Linked DNA regions of Homo sapiens: region 2 is linked to region 1. A link is a loop called in an ENCODE intact Hi-C map of the cell type or tissue named here. Cell type or tissue: Caco-2. All regions are shown on one strand.

Region 1 (2,500 bases):
TTTGCATCATTTCACACGTACACAGGGATAAGGAGGGAAATAATTCTCCCAATGAAGCAGAACCACCGGTAACAGCTGGCACAACTTCTAAAGACCCAGTCTGTCTTGAAAAACAGCCGCAAATTGTCCCTAAATAATAATTACCCCACCTGTATCAGGACTATCTCACTGACTAGCTGCACTTCATGACACAATACCTGCTATTAACTCTCAGCATGGATATAAACATTGCCATAATATTTTTTAAAACCAACAATGTATCATTTGCACATTAGGACAACAGAATGTTAGTTAAGGCACAGAAAACACAAAGGCATGGCTACCCTGTTCTTTGGTGACTCCATATCTAATTATTACCACACATGTCTCCAGTCTTTAGACAAATTTAGTTATTATAAGGGTGGTTGGACAAATAGCAAAGATTTGATTTTCATTAACAAAGGGCACATCAGAACCGAGTTAATCCTTCCCAGTTACCCAACATTCAAAGCTTCTAGTGCAGTCACTTTCTAGTCATTTTAGAACCCAGAGCAGTGTGACGATTTGATGCTTAAGTTTCAACACGTTTTATTAATCCATTCTTCTTGTGCTTCATTTAAAATATTGGAAACTATAAAAAGATCAGCGTGTTAATCCTCTGCCAGGAAACGGGAAAAAAAAGTTAAAAACCTAACAACAACACGAAAAGAGCAAGAGCGCTGGAATCTCAGCTTTGAGGAAACACATGGGATGAAAGCATCCGCCCAAGCTCTAACCATTTGTCACATGGGACTCTTCCCCTCGGGGGTGAATCCTGGATGTCCCCAGGATGGAGCGAGGAGGTCGTGCGTGCGGGCGAGTGTGTGACTGCAGGGGGCCTTGGCGGCGCGAGGAGGCGACGCCGCCCCCTCCCTCAGGCGCAGGGAGGGTCTTCCAGGAAGCGGCGGATCTCTGCTGACTCCGCGGCTGCGGGCCCCGGGCTGCGGCCGCCCAGGCCGGCACGTAGCGCCGAGCGTGACTCAGCGCTGACTCATCCGACTCGCTGCCAGTGGATTTCCCCCGTCAGCTGCTCGCGCTACTCCTGTCGCCGGGAGCTCGCAGGACTTCGCAGATACCGCTGCCTCCTTAGTCTTTCCTGAATAGCAGAGCAGTCCTGTCGCTTTAAACAGAGCAAGGCAGCTTTCACTGCTTTTGAATCCCGACCGAGCGGGGCACTGCCGTGCTTTGTTTTCTTTGCCTTTAAGAGTGCAATAGTCCACTAATCAAATTCTTTCATCAAAAGAGTGTTGGGACAAATCCCTGACATCGTCCTTCCACTGTGATTTGGAGATGACCTCCACCCAGGTTTCACTTCCGTTGTACCCAGCTCTCGTCTTATTTTTGTCCCTCATTTTGTGAATTTATCCTCTCACTACGCTTGATAACTAACCTTGGCGCAAACCCACAACTGTGGTGACGCAAATCAGGTTGGAACTTGGCATCGTTGTGTGCGGGCAGTGAGGGACTTACTGTAAAAACTGGGGCCTTCATAAAGGCGTTCTTATTTGCAATCCTACTTGCTGATTAGATACCGTGCTCATTTTCTGTCTGCCACTCCCCTTTGAAAGTTCCTGAGACAGGCCGGGCGCGGTGGCTCACGCCTGTAATCCCATCACTCTGGGAGGCCGAGGCGGGCGGATCACGAGGTCAGGAGATCGAGACCGTCCTGGCTAACACGGTGAAACACCGCCTCTATTAAAAAATACAAAAAATTAGCCGGGCGTAGTGGTGGGCGCTTGTAGTCCCAGCTACTCGGGAGGCTGAGGCAGGAGAATGGCGTGAACCTGGGAGGCGGAGCTTGCAGTGAGTGCCACTGCACTCCAGCCTGGGCGACAGAGCGAGACTCCGTCTCAAAAAAAAAAAAAAAAAAAAAAAAAGAAAGAAAGAAAGCTCCTGAGACAGATTTAGATGGACTGCTAAAACCTGTCCATCTAAATGGACCGGTTTAGATGGACCGCTCCCGGTCGTGCTCATTTCTTCTTCCCCAGAGTTCAATCTGCAGCGCAGCAGCAGGGCAGCATTTCTCTAACTTTACCGTGGACCGCCTGCATCAAAAGCGCCGCGGTAAAAATGCAGATTCTTGAAGCTCACTTCAAATTACAGACTCAGAATGTCCTGGCTGGGTGGGGGCATGGAGGCACCTGTCTGAGGTCGGGGCCTAGAAATAATCCATCGTATTAACCAACTACCTATCAGTGATTCTTAGGTACATTTAGGTTTGACAACTATAGCAAGAGGGCGAGGATGTGAGACATTATACTGGGTAGACTCTAGGACTCCTTACGATATAGAACACTGTGTTCTAAAATTGATGTTTAAGTTTTGATGGAAGGAAAAAATATTTCCAAATTTGGTTTTATATATTATATTGTTTGCTTTAACTGTATATTTATATAGACAAATTTCTTTTCTTTTTTTTTTTTTTTCTTTAAAGAGAGAAGGCCGAGGCGGGTGGATCATGAGGTCAGGAGATCGAGACCAT
Region 2 (2,500 bases), 77 kb before region 1:
TTAATGTCATTTACTTCCATGGTAATCTCCAATTTAGTCTTAATGTTAGAGTCTTTCAAGAGGAAAAAGGGATCCTGGGATATTTCTATTTGGGACAATGCTACTCAAGTACAGAATGGAAAAGCTTGGAGAAAATGGTAGCAAAAAGTCTCTGCTAACAATCCCTCTTATTACACAGCACGATTTCTTTCCAAAATGCCCTTGGTTCAGCTCTAATGAAATACAACGTAATAGAGTTTTGTTACCTTAGAGTATAATCTACATGCCTCTTTGACACTTAACTTTCTTGATTCAATAAAGGAGAAAAAAAAGTTCCAATTTAAGGAAAATCGATTAATGCATTAAGTTCTCTAAGGTACTATTCTTTAGCACTGTGAAGCACTAGCTTACAAAATAACATCATAGGAATCAAAAAGCTCTAACCAGGTAGTACTTGGAGCATATATTCTGAAATTAGGGAAAAGTTTGTATGTTTGTCTTTCTTAATCTCCTTTCTAAACCCATGTAAAGTGATTTGGGAAGTGGAAAATGGCACACATATTTTCTTGGTATGTCATATAAATATTGTCCTATCAAGCTCTTACAATATGCCAGGTATTGTGCAAGGTCTCCTTATGTACATTATCTTATTAATCCTTACAACAACTTTCAAAGATTAGTATTTTGTCTATTTTTTTTAGTTGGGGAAACAACGTTCACAAAAAGATTGAGCAACTGTCTCAAATCACACAGCTGTCAAATTAAAACTAATCCACATCCAGGATTGTCGGAATTTAAAGTCCTTGCATTTTACTGTCACACTACACATATCAATTAACCTTTTATCTGACCCAAGGCTTTGTCTTCAGAAATACCCCATTAGCATAAAATTCATGCATCCCACAACAAGACTCCACAAGAACTAGACATCAGAGTGGTAAATATTGCCAGTTGGAGAGAAGAGATTAGAAGACCTGGAATTTCAGGTTCAACTGTGAGCAGCATTGAGCTCCTAAGGGAGGTCCAGATGGGAATAGGAAATTTAAAGGCAGACCACTACACACTGTTTTCACAGAAGTAACTACGGCTGGACTGTCAGCAGCAGCTGCTGGTACAGAGAGAAAGGTCAATGGGAGTGGACCTGCCAAGGGGTGGGAGAGGCCAATGTAAACGCAGGAGAGAGGACCTGATTCCAAAGGGAAAACTAGGTCGCAGCGCAGTGCTCTCCCAGGCTCCTTGCCCACTGGAAATGCCTCAGTGAATGTACCTGGACTGTCTGACGGTCAGATGACGCCTCTGAAAACTGAACTAATTAATCCTTTCATGTGATGGGAGAATCTCTTCAGCTTTTCATTTCTTCAGTGTTATGAATAATAAATAATGCTCAAAACACTTAATTAAACGGAAGTGGAAAAACTGGTTTGACTTCAAAACATCCCTGAAAAAAAAAACAAACAAGCAAATGAAAAAGCAACCCAGCAGTTCACAGCCTGGGCAACATGGCAAAATCCCATCTCTAAATTTAAAATATACGCAGACACACACTTATATATAACATAGTATGTATATATTTTTTTCTTTAAATCCCTAATGCACATTAGGCTTTTTGAATTTTAAACTTCTAACATTCTTTCAATTATCAAGTCAATCAACAAACATTTATTTTACTTAGCACTAAATGCTATGTATAAACTGAGAAAATTAGAACTGGATCCATTATATTTTCAATAGTTTCCTGCTATTACGCCATTAACTATTGCTAGATCCTTCTTGGTGATGGTGATGGTTTCTAAGGTCTTTTCTTACATACATCACTCTTCATATTTTCTCAAAAAGATCATTCATTCCCTCAGCTTAAATTATCAACCCTGTGACGATTTAAACATCTATTGTCATCAGTCCGACTTTCACTCATCTCTTTACCCTTATTATTAACATCATTACAGTTATTTTACTTGGTAAATTCTCCAGTTTCTCAAAATAAATATTTCTAAAATGAACTCCTCATCCTTCCTCATATATCTAACCACATCCCTATACTTTCCCTCCTGGAATTTCTGATTTTTGTTAAAGGAACCACTCTCTTCACCCGTTCACTCCACTGCCTCAATTAGAAAGTCCGTTTTCTGTGAGAACAAGATGGTATTTGGCCCGTTTCCCTCCATTACCATTGCTACTCTCTTGGTCTAGGTTTCTGTCCTGTCACACACTCCTTACTCCCTTCCAACCATTCTAAAAACCCAGAATAAGTGTCAAACTCCTCCATGAAGTTTTTTTGATCAGCCGGCCACTGGTGACTCATGCCTATAATCTCAGCACTTTGGGAGGTAGAGGCAGGAGGATCACTTGAGCCTGGTTCAAAACCAGCCTGGGGCCGGGCGCAGTGGCTCATGCCCGAAATCCCAGTACTTTGGGAGGCCAAGGCCAGCAGATCACTTGAGGTCAGGAGTTCGAGACCAGACTGGCCAACATGGTGAAACCCTGCCTCTACTAAAAATACAAATATTAGCTGGGCATGGTG

What was found. A loop is a pair of places that touch in the nucleus more often than their neighbours do. Peaks named below come from ENCODE experiments on the same cell type or tissue, not always from the same donor. Only the 100,000 strongest peaks of a DNase experiment are listed, where the experiment ranks them.
Region 2: it touches region 1 in a loop (6-fold over the local background); 6 of 110 quality-filtered maps call a loop at or near these places.

Annotation. Positions count from the first base shown.
Region 1 is chr5:91,279,127-91,281,626 of GRCh38, reverse strand. No RefSeq gene overlaps it. Among named protein-coding and RNA genes, the nearest start is that of LUCAT1, 34 kb to the left of the region's middle. RefSeq lists enhancers at 226-1,167, 910-1,169, 1,168-2,109. In Caco-2, no CTCF peak of the experiment used is centred here; DNase peaks (open chromatin) are centred at 1,046 and 1,566; H3K4me3 peaks cover 1,950 bases.
Region 2 is chr5:91,356,102-91,358,601 of GRCh38, reverse strand. No RefSeq gene overlaps it. Among named protein-coding and RNA genes, the nearest start is that of ARRDC3-AS1, 23 kb to the left of the region's middle. In Caco-2, no CTCF peak of the experiment used is centred here; a DNase peak (open chromatin) is centred at 1,141.